2 separate regions of the Mus musculus genome follow, and region 2 is linked to region 1. A link is a loop called in an ENCODE intact Hi-C map of the cell type or tissue named here. Cell type or tissue: left cerebral cortex. All regions are shown on one strand. Each heading gives the region's core, and the rest is flanking DNA. Links, peaks and the distances in the headings are about the cores only.

The links. Hi-C counts contacts between places; a loop is a spot of excess contacts. Peaks named below come from ENCODE experiments on the same cell type or tissue, not always from the same donor. Only the 100,000 strongest peaks of a DNase experiment are listed, where the experiment ranks them.
Region 2: a loop joins it to region 1, with 1.8 times the contacts of the local background. A loop is called at or near these places in 4 of 42 quality-filtered maps.

Annotation. Positions count from the first base shown.
Region 1 is chr15:27,400,828-27,408,772 of GRCm38, forward strand. No RefSeq gene overlaps it. Among named protein-coding and RNA genes, the nearest start is that of Gm36899, 58 kb to the right of the region's middle. In left cerebral cortex, for the core only: no CTCF peak of the experiment used is centred there; a DNase peak (open chromatin) is centred at 5,096; H3K4me3 peaks cover 652 bases; H3K27ac peaks cover 451 bases.
Region 2 is chr15:27,318,636-27,326,580 of GRCm38, forward strand. No RefSeq gene overlaps it. Among named protein-coding and RNA genes, the nearest start is that of Gm36899, 140 kb to the right of the region's middle. In left cerebral cortex, for the core only: no CTCF peak of the experiment used is centred there; DNase peaks (open chromatin) are centred at 3,487 and 3,815; H3K27ac peaks cover 966 bases.

The sequences.
Region 1 (7,945 bases), core at 3,563-6,062:
CAATCATACTAAAATCAGGGACTAGACAAGGCTACCCACTTTCTTTCTACCTATTCAACATAGTACTTGAAGTCCTAGCCAGAGCAATTCGACAACAAAAGGAGATCAAGGGGATACAAATTGGAAAGGAAGAAGTCAAAATATCACTTTTTGCAGATGATATGATAATATATTTAAGTGACCCTAAAAATTTCACCAGAGAACTCCTAAACCTGATAAACAGCTTCAGTGAAGTGGCTGGATGTAAAATTAACTCCAACAAGTCTTTGGCCTTCCTCTACACAAAGGATAAACAGGCTGAGAAAGATATTAGGGAAACAACACCCTTCTCAATAGTCACAAATAATATAAAATACTTTGGTATGACTCTAACTAAGGAAGTGAAAGATCTGTATGATAAGGACTTCAAGTCTCTGAAGAAAGAAATTAGAGAAGATCTCAGAAGATGAAAAGATCTCTCATACTCATAGATTGGCAGGATCAATATAGTAAAAATGGCTATCTTGCCAAAAGCAATCTACAGATTCAATGCAACCCCCATCAAAATTCCAACTCAATTCTTCAATGAATTAGAAAGGGCAATCTGCAAATTCACCTGGAATAACAAAAAACCTAGGATAGAAAAAACTCTTCTCAAGGATAAAAGAACCTCTGGTGGAATCACCATGCCTGACCTAAAGCTGTACTACAGAGCAATTGTGATAAAAACTGCATGGTACTGGTATAGCGACAGAAAAGTAGACCAATGGAATAAAATTGAAGACCCAGAAATGAACCGACACACCTATGGTCACTTGATCTTTGACAAGGGAGCTAAAACCATCCAGTGGAAAAAAGACAGCATTTTCAACAAATGGTGCTGGCACAACTGGTTGTTATCATGTAGAAGAATGTGAATTGATTCATTTCTATCTCCTTGTACTAAGGTCAAATCTAAGTGGACTAAGAAACTCCACATAAAACCAGAGACACTGAACTTATGTAGGAGAAAGTGGGGAAAAGCCTCGAAGATATGGGCACAAGGGAAAAATTCCTGAATAGAACAGCAATGGCTTGTGCTGTAAGATTGAGAATCGACAAATGGGACCTCATAAAACTACAGTTTCTGTAAGGCAAAAGACACCATCAATAAGACAAAAAGGCCACCAACAGATTGGGAAAGGATCTTTACCAATCCTAAATCAGATAGGGGACTAATATCCAATATATATAAAGAACTCAAGAAGGTGGACTCCAGAAAATCAAATAACCCCATTAAAAAATGGGTCTCAGAGCTAAACAAAGAATTCTCACCTGAGGAATACCGAATGGCAGAGAAGCACCTGAAAAAATGTTCAGCATCCTTAATCATCAGAGAAGCGCAAATCAAAACAACCCTGAGAGTCCACCTCACACAAGTCAGAATGGCTAAGATAAAAAATTCATGTGACAGCAGATGCTGGCGAGGATGTGGAGAAAGAGGAACACTCCTCCACTGCTGGTGGGATTGCAAGCTTGTACAACCACTCTGGAAATCATTCTGGTGGTTCCTCAGAAAATTGGACATAGTACTACGGGAGGATGCCGCAATATCTCTCCTGGGTATATATCCAGATGTTCCAACCAGTAAGAAGGACACATGCTCCATTATGTTCATAGCAGCCTTATTTATAATAGCCTGAAGCTGGAAAGATCCCAGATGTCCCTCAACAGAGGAATGGATACAGAAAATGTGGTACATTTACACAATAGAGTACTACTCAGCTATTAAAAAGAATGAATTTATGAAATTCCTAGGCAAGTGGATGGACTTGGAGGGCATCATTCTGAGTGAGGTAACCCAATCACAAAAGAACTTACATGATATATACTCACTGATAAGTGGATATTAGTTCAGAAACTTAGAGTACCCAAGATACAAGATACAATTTGCAAAACACATGAAATTCAAGAATAACAAAGACCAACGTGTGGACACTTTGCCCCTTCTTAGGATTGGGAACAAAACACCCATGGAAGGAGTTGCAGAGACAAAGTTTGGAGCTGAGACGAAAGGATGGACCATCTAGAGACTGCCATACCTGGGGATCCATCCCATAATCAGCCTCCAAACGCTGACACCATTGCATACACCAAAATTTTGCTGAAAGGACCATGATATAGCTGTCTCCTGTGAGGCTATGCCGGTGCCTGGCAAACACAGAAGTGGATGCTCACAGTCAGCCATTGGATGGATCACAGGGCCCCCAATGGAGGAGCTAGAGAAAGTAACCAAGGAGCTAAAGGGATCTGCAACCCTATAGGTGGAACAACAATATGAACTAACCAGTACCTCCTGAGCTCGTGTCTCTAGCTGCATATGTGTCAGAAGTGGCCTAGTTGGCCATCATTGGGAAGAGAGAACCCTTAGTCTAACAAACTTTTTATGCCTCAGTACAGGGGAACACCAGGGCCAAGAAGTGGGAGTGGGTGGTTAGGGGAGTGATGGGGTATCTGGGGGACATTTGGGGTAGTATTGGAAATGTAAATAAAGAAAATACCTAATTAAAAAATAAATTTTACAAAAAAGGGGGAAAAAAGGAAAAAAATGTTGTCATAGCCCCTCCAGTGCCAGCATCTACCACTGCATAAGGAAACAAGGACAACATCTACCTTCCTTCCTTTCACTATAGTGTTAGAGTTCAAACCCAGGCTCTAACATAGCTAGGCAAGCACTGAACCACTGAACTGTATCCCCAGACCTCCTTTTACTTGTTTGACACAGTGTCTCACTTAAATTGCTCAGACTTGTCTTAAACCTAATCTGTAGTCCAGGTTGGCATTGAATTTATAATCTTCTTGCCATTATCTTCCAAGTAGATGGATTTCAGGCCAAGCCTGCAACCCCTGGCTATGTCTAACTTTTAAGTTTTGTTTTGTTTCTTTGTGTGTGTGTGTGTGTGTGTGTGTGTGTGTGTGTGTGTGTGTGTGTGTGTGTGTGTGCATTCGTGTGGGGGGGGGGGTGTGCACATAGGGAGATCAGGTGAGAACGTGCAGGAATCAGCTTACTCCTACCATGAGTTCCAGGGGCTGACCTCGGGATATCAGGCTTCATCAGCCCACAATTACCATTTAGAAAACATTGGTGGAGATACATTTCTCAATGTTCCTAGAAACTCCGTGGGGGACTACGATGAAGTTTAGTGGTATCATCCTGGCTCAGGATACTCACAGACTTGGCATATCTACAAATGCTGCTTACTTTCTGATTTTTTTTTTTTTGCCTTTTCGGTTTGCTTTGGCGTGAGAGAGGGTCTCAGGCACCTCAGGCTGGCCTCAAACTCACTAAGCCGTCAGTACTACCCTTAAATACCTAATCCTCCTGCCTCATCTCCTGAGCACTGGGACTATAGATGTGCACTGCCACCCCTAGCTCTTCTTTATTTAAACTAAAGAAAAAGAAAATACAGCAGAAAGACATTTTGTCAATTCAGAGTTTATTTATATAGAAATAAATCCTGGAGTTGCCTCATTTTGACATCATCTAGAATTAGAAATTAGCCTTCCCTCACCGGGGTAATGCAAACATCGTGAGACAAAGGGGGCTCACAGGAGTGAAGCGGCGAACACAGCTGCAAGTCTCCAGGATCCAGAGGCACCAGCAACAATATTTTCCTTCCGTGGGACACCTCTCAGTCAAGAAGCTTCACACTGACAATAGTGAGAGACACAACCGTCTTCTAAATGCCCTTGATGTGCACACAGTAGGGCTTGGGTCCTGAAAGCTGATGGTGGTTTGGGACAGGAGAGCCACAGAAGGAGCGGTGACCTAGATAAGTGACACCTCCCACTTGTCTCCTTCATTCCTTCGCAGGCACCCAAGCAGTGGCAAACAACAGGGTGGCAGGCCAGGGCCTCATGGCTAGAGGAAATGCTGTCATCTTACACAACAAAAGTCCTGCCGTGACTGATGGGCATAGTCCTCTTAAGATAGGTGTGTTAATCCATTCTTCACTACAATGATGAAATACCTGAGGAAGGCTACTTACAAAGAAAACAGGTTTATTTAGCTCATAATTTGGGAACCCAGAAATAATGGCACAGACTCTGGCAAGGGTCCCCCGTGGGCTACGTTATCTCATAATAAGAATGAGCATTGGAAATGTAAATGAGGAAGATACCTAATAAAAAATATTTAAAAAAAGAATGAGCACGTCAGGCAAGCAGGACGGCTTAATAGACAAAGGCACTTTATCTCAAGACCTGGGTTCAAAAGTAAAGGGAGAGAGCAAGGTCCAGAAAGTTGTTATCTGGCCTCTACATATATATTATGATATACACACACTCTATAACAACAACAACAAAATAATAATAGTAATTTTTTATAAGAAAGTGCATGTATCTATGTGGTCTCTCTCCTATTCCTTCCAGGGCTACCAGGATTTGATCCCAGATCTCTACCCTCAATACATACTCTAATCTAACGATTTCCCACAGGAGTCATTTTTAAGATGGTAGTGAATGAAGTTTCTGACCTTGTCATACCATTCACAGTAGCCTTTGGAGGAGATACCTGTATGAGCTGAGTGAGGACCATCACCTTGAAAGCCGAGCAGTAGTAAGTGGCTACTCCCTGTCAACGAGAATTTGCTTGACCAGAACTCCAAGATTCAGAAGGTACGGCCCCTTGACAGGACAGTCACAGACTATCAGAGGAATGGACCTAGCGGGGCAGAGAGAACACATCCAACAAACAGGAAGTCTATATCCATTTGGACTTGACCACAAGACATGTCTCCCTGGGTCTTGATGCCATCATCAACCAAGCCTAGGAAAAAGTAGCAGTAGCCAGGAAGCTCTCTCCTTCCAGCCCTAGGAGACCCCAGGAAGCCTCTGGAGTTTTCCCAGTGGGGAAACTGGTGAGGCAGGGGGCTGGCTCTGCCTGCGAGACAAATAGTGCAGAGACCGGGGCTGTGACTCGCAATCCCCTGGGTGAGTCAGCCGGAGGTGAGGGAGAGCCAGCCGGAACTCAGCCCACACTGGCTAGGGATGAGTGGGTGGCGGAGTGTGTTCGCTCACACCAAACCTCTCACCACAGCTGTCTGGGCTTCACCTTCCTCGCCGTCCTTGGAGATGAGATTCCATGAGTAGAAAAACATTCCGAGAGCAAAGGAGGTGACTCAGCCCTGTAATTGCTACGGGCTGTGCGCCTCTCTCCACACCGTTAGCCTTGCCAGGGCTTCTGAGACTTGTAAGTCTCTTGGCAGTGTGTTAAGGATGGTAAGGTTTCCATCCGGAGCTGAATGACAGCACAGGCAGCGCTGGACCGTCTCGCGGGATTTCCGATTTTACTTCCTGCTTAAAAGCAAGTCGATTTTTCTTTTAAAACTAGCAGTTCTGACCCTCACACTCGACACATTGCCCCCATGGCTGAAGACACGTCTTCAACATTAACAAGCCTCTTTGCCCTCGTACCTGGTTTTAAGATAAGCTCGAGGGAAAAGGTCTTATTATTTATCTGTTTCTAGCTGTCTATGACAGTGGATGCGTGTGTGTCTCATAGATTTGTTTGTAACGAGAGTCACAGTCAGCCATTAAAGAAAATATGAGAAGTTAACAGCATCTTCTGACTGTGGTTAAAATGCAAGGAAATGATTTGTAATCTTATCAGATTTGCTCAGTTGAGCACCGTGGGCTTTCCTCACATTTGGCTAGCATGGTGGAAAATAGTTGGAAAACTAAAGTTTAGGCTGCGGGACATGTCTCAGTGGTAGAACATTTACCTGGCTCACTCAAGGCCCCAACTTCAGTCACCAGTACTAGAGTAGGGGAATATGATTGTATCCATACTCAGCCAACACTGTTTAAAAATCCCGAAAGGTTAAAAAAAATTAAGTAGGAATTTAAATATGTGCACATACATATATGCATGTATATTACACGTATTGTTTTTAAATTTTGCACTTACCATATATAATCAGGAGACATCTCAAATAATGGTTGGTAGTCTGGAGCTCCTGTCTTTGAGGTATAAGCTTATTGTTTGAGAAAATGTGGGGAATCTGATAAGATGCTAATGTTATTTTGTTAACATCTACAATTTAGATATAGAATATATATATGGTACTGCAAAACACAAGGTGCAAGCACTTCTGTGAAAAGCTTAATAATATCATAAAATGATAATAATAATAATAATAAATATCATAAAAAGATTAATTCTATCTTCCAACAAATAGACTATTTCAAATTGATTATTTCAAATAGATTTCTCTAACATTCCTGATTTTGGTCCATTTTTAAAAGTTCATGGAAAATAATATAGGTTCTAATAAAGACTTTCATAACGAGCCACTAATGTGACGCTTATACTGCGTTGAGTAGAAACTCTGAAGGATTTGTTGAGGAATCACCTAGGATACCATCATGTACCATTCACATTAAACAAAAAGCATCAGCCCTAAAACAAAGGATCGTTTGCAGCTAATACCAGGAGTCCCAGCACTTGGAAGGCCCAATGTGGATATCTTAGTGTTGACTAAACACGACCTAGAGTAACCAGGGAAGAGAGTCTCACTGACGGATAGCATCGTGGGCCGTTCCCAGATTTTTCCTGAGCCAGCTTTTTCCAGCCTTGAGCAGGCTGAATAGACCTTGAGCATTTGCCTCCTTGGACCTTAACAACCAGGTGATCCACCTTCGTTGCTTGTGCAACTTCCTACAGGAACTTAGAAGAATAGACTTCCCACTGAACTTGCTTTGCAACATAACCCAACTGAAACAAAGGATGGGTATCTGGGCTCTCCCTATATAAACGCAGTGCTGAATATTAAACTTGAAGCCTTGATCAGAACAATTGTCTTGGCTTCATTCTTCTTTCGCACACCCATCCTTTTCATTTCCAGCCCCCCCTTTCAGGTAAACCCAGTTCTCCCAAGGCCATTGGACGGCTATAGCCTAGATCTGGTTGGTCTGTAGGTATGTCTCAGAAGTGAAGGGATTTTCTTAATTAAGATAATTAATGTAGGAAGACCCAGTCCACGGTGGGCAGCACCATCCCCTAGACAGGGAGCCTGGACTATTTAGGAGTAGAGAAATAGAGCGGAGCTTAACAGAGGCAGACAAGCATGCGCGCACACACACACACACACACACACACTCTCACATCCATACAATAGAATCTAATGAGTCAGCAAGGTGGCTCAGTGGGTATACACTCTTGCTACCAAGCCTGGTAACATGAGTTAAATCCCCAGAATTCACATGATAAAAAAAAAAGAGCCCCAGTTCCAGCAGGAACTGACCTCCACATACACATTGCGCCACCACCACCATCACTGCACACGCACATTGAAATGCTAGCATGTTTATATCATGATAGTGGCCAGATAACCACCATATCATAGAATCAAGAAAAAACGAATGTTTCAAGATCATCAGAGTGATAAGTGAGCTATAACACACCTACACTGTAGACTATTAAAGCCATTTGTGGTGAACAGGAGTCAGGCCACTGAACTGGAAGGCTTCCAAGAGATGGTTGTGGGTACAAAAGCTAAGAGGTGGCTGGAGAGATGACTCCATAGTCATGAGCACTGGCTGACTTTTCAGAGGACTTGGATTCAATTCCCAGTGCCCACATGACACCTCACAAACATCTTAGCTCCAGTCCTAGGAGATCCGACATCCTCAGGCACTGGGCACGCACATGGTGCAGATATACATACTGGCGATACACTCATACACATAAAATAAAATAAAAGTGCCTTTTAAAAAGAGAAGATGCAGAATATAGGTATACTAAGCCCATCTTTGTGAGTGAGATAAAATTTAATGTAGTTACATGTATGTGTGTTGTAATGTTTCTACAATATGTGTATATGTGGTTTACTCATGCCCATATGCATAGTCTTATGGACATGCAATGGTTACATGGGGACATACCAAGCAACTAACAGTTTTCTTGGGAAATGGAGAGTGAAGGCCA
Region 2 (7,945 bases), core at 1,971-4,470, 84 kb before region 1:
GCATCTTTCTAGAGGTTAACTTCCCTGTCTAATATAATCTGACTGGTACTCTTGTACAAAGAGGAAATGGTGACAGAGCCCTGCACAGGTTGATAAAGCAAGAAAGCAGTTGCCTACAAGCCAAGTCTAGGAAGAGACAAATCTGCTGACACTTTTCATATCAGACTTCTAATCCCCGGACCTGTTTATGCACGAATCTTCATCTGTGTCACAGAAGTCCTGGCAAAGCCCTGCTCTGACAGCCTGGGGAATCTGTCCTCGCTCTTCATCCCTTTCCCAAGAGTAGGGTCTCTCTAAGCATTTGACAACGGAGTGTTACATATATCAACAAATGAACCTCTTTCCAATACATGATTTTATTATTTGCCATTGTGGTTATTTTTCGATTGTTACTTCCATTTCTGGGAGGATTCTTGTGCTTTGGTGCATCTGTGGAGGTCGGGGAACAACTTTTAGGAACTGGTTAATCTATTTCCAAAGTGGGGGATCAAACTCAGGTCATCAGGGTTGACAGCAATCACCTTTACTGGCTGAGCCAAACTGCTAACCCTGAGCCACATGGTTTTAATGGCACACTAGCCATTTTTCACATAGCAAAGCACTACAGAACTCAACCTGGCAGTGTACAACTGTAATCCCAGCACTCAGGAGATGAAGTCAGGCGTCTAAGGGTAGATGCACTAAATGAGACCTTGTCTTAAGGAGAAACCAAAACACTCTGCAGTGCTTTCTTCAATGGATTTCTAGGACAGGCTTTTTGAGACATGATTTCTCTATGTGTCCCAGGCTGGGCACAGATGCAGATCCCTGGCTCAGCTTCCTGAGCACTGGGATTACAGGTATATGCCGCCATTCTCAGGCAGTACATGCCTGCCTCTCCAGGACACTGTGAAACACACGATGAAGTAATGGAGTCCTCTGACAGGTGCTCTGTGGCTTCCTCATGGCTATCAGCTCCATGTCCTGGCTTTCATTTGGGTCAAACTGTACTAGGAAAGAAAAGAAGAAAAATAGTGAGTGAGACCCTAACAACCTCTCTTGCCCACTTCCCCTGCACAAACAAGTAGTGATTTCCTATGTTCATGGAACACACAAAGGTCTAAGTTGTTCAAATACAATGGGTCTTAAGAAAGTCTGTTTTAAAGTATTCTAGAAGGAAAAACACCGTGGTTCTACCAGCTCCTGACCAATACAGGTGCAGATACTTATAGCCAACCATTGGACTAAGCCCAGGGACCCCAAGGGAAGAGCTAGGGGAAGGACTGAAGGAGCTGAAGGGAATTGCTATCCCATAGGAAGAACAATATCAACTAACTGGACCACCCAGAGCTCCCAGGGACTAAACCACCAACCAAAGAGTATACATGGATGGGCCCATGGCTCCAGCTACATATGTAGCAAAGAATGGCCTTATCTGACATCAATGGGAGAAGAGGCCCTTGGTCCAATGGAAATTTAATGTCCCAGAGAAGGGGGATGCTAGAGTGTTGAGGCTGGAGTGTGTGAGTGGGTGGAGGAACACCCTCATAGAGGCAGGAGAAGAGGTGGAATAGGATAAAGGGGTTTTGGAGGGGTAATCAGGAAGGGGGATATCATTTGCAATGTAAATGAATAAAATTATTTTTTAAAAATAGAAATAGCTTGGAACTCACTTGGGTAGGCTTGTAAAGTCTAGGTATGTATAAGTATAAGGTATGCATAAGGGATGTATGAATCAGGACATACTGTAGTTTACTGTATCATTATACATAAAAGACACTGTGATGTGCTATGTTATTAACTGTGACATACTATATTATTAACTGTAGGATGGTGTGGCCTAGTATACTTATGTAAGCTATAACACAATGTGACTTGTTGGATATTAATGTTATTGTCAAAGGTCTGTTGTTTCATATTTAGGTCTTCCAAAATAGAATGATATTCCTATTACATGTTCAGTGCTTCAAATAGTACTTTGTTCGTGAGAGACACCATACTCAACGGGGTAAGAACTTGAGTTCAGGTGGCCTCTAAGCCTCTGGTCAGATCTCAGCCATGCTCCAACCCCCTGCACAGATCTTGGCTGTGCTACTAATGAGCTATGACTCTTGGGATGTCTTTGTCCTCTGGAGCTCTGGACACCTACAACATGACATAAAAACTGTCTGTAAAAATTTTTAGAAAGTAAATGTAGACAGGGGCCAAAGAGAAGGCTCACTATGTCAGTCAAATGTTTGCTCTGAAAGCACAAGGGCCTGGGTTGGATCACCAGGACCCACGTAACAGCACCAGGCACAATGGTACTTGACATCTCAGGTACTGAGAAGAGGGAGACAGGAGGATCCATGGGGCAGGTTGGGCCAGCCATACTGGATAACTTTGTGTACTCCCAGGCCAGAGAGAGAGCTTGTCTTTAAAAAATAAAAAGGGACAGCTCCTGAGAAATGGTGCCCAAAGTTGTCCATTGTTCTCTACACAGAGGTGTTCCTGCACACACCTGACCATGCACATGCGTACATACAAAAAGAAGGAGGAGGAGGCAGAGGAGGAATTGATGGTGCTGGTGAGTATAAACAGTTGAATAATCACGATGTCTCTTGGGTCTGAGGCTGAAGGAACTGATGATATAGGGTAGGCTTGTAAGTTGAGCAAGCTTTGGGCACCAGTAGATTTCTTTTTTTATTTATTTTTTTGAGATGAGGTCTTGTTAGGTGAACACCACCATGCCCAGCTTCCACCCATGGATATTAATGGGTTCATGCTTTCGCAGGGAGAAGACATTTCTCACATAGTTGTACAACTTCTGCTTCTGTGTAATGTTGGAGAACAACAATTTTAAATAAACTCCTTCTCTTCTCATAAAAGTTGATCTCAATACACGAGCTGGTCCGAGCCGCACCCCCCCACACACACACACACACATATATACGGCCTAGTCTGGCCTCAGTGGGAGAAGATGCGCCTAACCCTCATGAGACTTGAGGGCCCAGGGAGTGGGGAGGACTGGTGATGGACGGGGGTAGGGGAGGAGGAATGGGATGAGGAATTGTGGGTGTGCAGACTGGGGTGGGGGGGGCAACAACTAAACTCTAAAAAAATAAAAATAATAAAAAACAGTTGATCTCAGTATTTTAAGAATTGGAATGACATAAACACAGCATTGTGACGTAAATCAGCCATCTTGTGTAGCTAATTTGAGATTTTCCTGGGAAGAAATTACACCTTACCCTTCCTTTGCTTGGGAAACCAAGTTCCTTTTGTTGCTTTTTAATTTTAACCTTAATCTCCTTTCTCAAGTCAACAGTACGGCTTTGAAGAATTCCACCCTCCCCTCCAGCCCTCATCAAATCCTTTTTGATTATTATGTGGAGAGCCTAGCCCTCCTTTTACCAGAATATCCTACCCCACCTCGTGATAGGGCAGGCTAGCCTAACCACTTCCCGCGACTTGGACACTTTTAAGCTGTGTCTTCCTCAGAAAACCAGATGCTCTGAGCTTAGTGCCAAGACAGCTTTCCACCTAGAGGCACAGAAAACCAGGATAGTGTTTGAGCATCATTGCTAAGTGATAATGTTTCTCTGTTCTCAGTGAATAAGGACAGGTTTGCCAAAGCAGTATTTTTCTTTTAAAGGGAAGGGAAGAGAAGAGAGCCTTAAGGAACACAGTCTCTTATTGTTGAAAAATTACTTTGAGTTCTTCATCTCTCCTCCCTGCCTGCCCACATCACTGCAGCAACTACAAGAATCCAACAGAGCCAAAACACACTGGCCGAGTGGAACCACAGTCCTTCCTGATGTGCCCCACGCTCAGCCTCTGGGTGACGGAAGGGAGTTAGTCATGCACAAACAAGAGCATCCCTGAGCTAGCTTCATTTGCTTGGAATCCAAGAATCACCACCCACACAGTGGCAAGCCTAGAGTGCTGGTGACTCTTCTCTTTCCTTTCTTCATTTAATCAGTCAACACGGAGACAGGCCCTCCAGGAAGAGGCTCGAGTGGAGGAGTGTCCACGGTGGTCCAGAATGCCAAATCAACTCAGAAAAATAATACGGGAACTCAGGGATGGGTAGGAGGTATCAAAGATAAACTTCTAATCCAAAGGACAGGAGGCGGGCTACTCGAAAAGGCATCCTGGAAAGAGAAACGGACTCCTTTTCTTTCCTGGAATCAATGGGATACTTGAAATCTATGGATCTAGAGGTCAAAATATTTTCAAAGGTAGGCATGGTGCCACATACATGCCTGAAATCTCAGCACACAGGAGGCTGGGGTGAATGGTTCACAGGTTCAAAGCTAGCCAGGGTACTTAGTAAAATACTTAGTAAAATACTACATTCAAAAAACATATAAACACAGGAGCTAAGGAGGTGGCTGAGTCAGAAAAGTGCATACTATATAAGTAAGAAGCCCTGAGTTCAGATCTCATGGCAGCAGAGGCTGTAGCCCTAGCACTGTAGAAAGGGAGGAAGGCAGAACCCGGAAGCTCGTTCATTATCCAGTTTAACTAGAACACTGAGCTCCAGATTCGTCGAGAGACATTGTCTCAAGAAATAAGATGAGGTCTACACGGGAAGGTGTTCATCAGCCTTTAGCTGACACGCACTCTCTCTCTCTCTCTCTCTCTCTCTCTCTCTCTCTCTCTCTCTCTCTCACACACACACACACACACACACACACACACACACACTTCATGTGCTTAAGGAAGTCCCTGTGTGCCCAAGAGATTACCTCTCAATCTAACAGGCTCCAAAAACACAGTCAAATTCCATTGGAAAAATGAGTTCCAGAGCTGTGATTTCACCTGGGGATTAATTTTTGCTAATTTACCTTCATTTCTTCACACGGGACTTAAACCATAAATCCTGTCTACACAGGTATGTCTTTACTTACAACACCTTGGTAAAGAAAACAGTAATTTCCTGCTCAATTAAACAAGGTTCTTGCAGATGCTTGTTATCAACATTCTGCCAAAGCCAAAACAGACATAGGCTGTGATGGTTGGGCAGACTTTAAATGGGAGCATTCAATCCCAACGGGTGTGTCCTGATGTGATCATTACTTTGGGGACAGGTACTGTGTGCCTTTCCAGTCTAAGTTGTTCGGCTTCAAATACATTTTGCCTATCACTTAGGGGGACAAGTAAAAGCCTTTGTGAACTGCCTATAAAATTCCCAGCACAAGCTAAGTCATAGGCTCAGTTAGTTCATTTTTCCATTGCACCCATCTTCCCCAGAGCTTTAAAAAAATAATTGAGACTTTAATTAAAGACAAATTGTATTAGTCTTTTAAGGATGGAGAAGCCAAGACGCTCGCGCAAAATGAGTCATGGCTGGGGAAAGAATCAAACTCTATTTGCAAGTACTGTTTTTTTTTTTTATATCAATTCATTAGCTGTTACTTATTTCTTGCATTCCCTTTTAAGAAGATGGTTTCTGTATTTGTAATACAACGTAACTCTGCAAAAGAAATTGTATAGTATGAAAACAGACATCAGGATTCACTTCAATTATGTAGTACACTGTACTAAAAAATCCTGTTGCTTGTTATATATTTTTTTAATCTTTCTGAGTATATGGATATGCTAAATCCTCTTGGTAGCATACTAAGGGTCTGAGTGAAGCCTGTTTCTGTTCTCCATACAGCACAGTGCTGGTCTACTACTGTACTTTGTTTAGTGGAGCAAATATTAAACCAAGAAATACACAGTTAGGGGTTGGAGATATGGCTCAGTAGTCATGAGTGCTTGTTGCTCGTGCAGAGAGGACCAGAGTTCAGTTCCCAGCACCCATATCAGGTGGCTCAGTATGGTCTGTAGCTCCAACTCCAGGAGATCCAACATTTTCTCTGGCCTTTACAGAGCATGCTCCTGCACTTATTCACACGTGGTCACACACATATGCACACATGAATACAACTAAAATCTCCTTTAGAGAGAGAAAATGATAGGTAATTCTAGATGGCCAGACAGGAATACACCATTTTGTGATGGGGCAGCTCTTTGGGGACATTTTACTTGGCAGATCTTTGTCTGTCTGTCTGTCTCCTCCCCCCTTATCCTTCATCTTCCTCCCACTCACTAGACAGTCTAAGTTCTAAAGGGTCTACCCAAATGGTGGAGATGTAAACTGGTAAAACTTCCTTGAGATTCCCAGAACCCACTATATCTGCTGTTCTCTGTCCATAGTCTTTAGCTAATTAGGTGCAGGAGGCCCATGACTCTGTTGTGTTTGGACAGAGAAAAAAGAAAAGAGACAGCAGACTAAATAACAAAGGCCTCTGCCTCCTAACCAATATCTCCATATCCTCCCTCTGTCCCTTCTCATAAAAGCCCTTTGTGCCCTGGAGGCCTCAGAGAAGGACTCTGTAACAAGAATCTCCTTCTTGCACCTTCCTATCCTCACATTCATCATGAACACCAAAGAGACCAAAGAGCACAAGAGCAGGATCACCCACGGACGGCGCCAAGGACAACTTCTGCACCTGCCAGCTTTGGTCCTGCTATGAGCACCAACAGTGGGAAGGAAGATAGGATTATGGAGGGGCACATTCCACACATTGTCCTAGGCGGGACAAGAACTCCAGGTGGATAGAAGGCTGAATTCAGAGCTTAAGAACCGACCTGTCTACTCCCCATGAGGGACTCTTCTCTAATTGATGAACGTCTAAAATCGTTTTCAAAGAATTAAAAAGAAAAATCTTATCTACAGCCACCATGAGCCAGACCGCAAGCACCCACACTTCTCCCCATACTACCAGCTCCTCCTCCACGAGGAAGATATATCCCTGTCGCCATTTTTTTTTTTTCAGAATAACCTGGAGTTCTCAGAACATACTGTAATTCTCCCAGGAACACAAAACAGAAAAACGACTGAGTATGGCTCGAACCAACTTCCATTTGACCTATGGGACACCTATTATCTACCAATATCCACCATGTTTTCCTATTCTGGGACTCTGTCCATCAGCCCTAACACTGGAATTCTGTCTACTCCAGCATATATTTACGACCCCATTCAGGCAGGGGGACACAAGGAAGACTGGTGTCTTCCCAGTAGCAAAAGAGTGGCCCAGGCAAGTTACATAGACTCTCTGTGCCTCAGTTTCCTTCTCAACAAAACAGCACTGTCTCCCAGAGTCCTATAAGGATGAAATATGATGACTATAAACCAAACATTAGTGTTCACATGCTAACTGGTACAATTATCTTGATTACTGCCAGAACATTTATTTACACAGTCCCCAGTCTTTTTACTCTACCTAGGACTAGCCTTTAGCTTTCAAAGCAGAATGGGGCAACCCGTTTAAATAGAAGAGTATAAATAAGACTGCGTTGAGAAGTGACTGAGCTGGAAGGTGTCCTACTGGCAGTGACACAGCAGTGGAGCGGTGACTTGTAGCTTTGCCCATTTCCACTAGATGGCGCTGATTTATTACAGCCCACCCACAACCCTTTGCATGTAAGTTACACAATAAAAGACACGTGCGTGAGGTACCTGGCAGGTATTGTTTTCTAAAGGTCTCCCTTGATTCTACTTCTGGCACGGGGCAGTACAGTCCTCTGCATCAGACCATGCACCACCCCTAAAGAAGGCAGGGATTGTCTTGTACTGGATTTATTTTAGAGAGAAGGTAGAGATCGTTGTCTTTTGAGATTACGATAAGGGGGTCACACAACCAACACATAAGGAATCTCTTTATGGCAAACACGGAGCATCATGAATTGCTGACATACAAGAAACCGACGCGACGCCAGTAGAGATTAGTGACAGTCTGAGGAGCTTTCCAGTAGGTTGTTTGCTCCATTGAGAAAAATCACACCATCACCTGCTGTTAAAGGGCAGCAGCTGAGCAGTGAGCTGTGCTGAATTTTCGGCTGCTGCCCAATTTGGAAAGTAAATTCCTGCCTTTTCTTCAGTTTCCAGGAACAATAGCCTCCTATTCCACCCACAGATGGAAACCCTGAT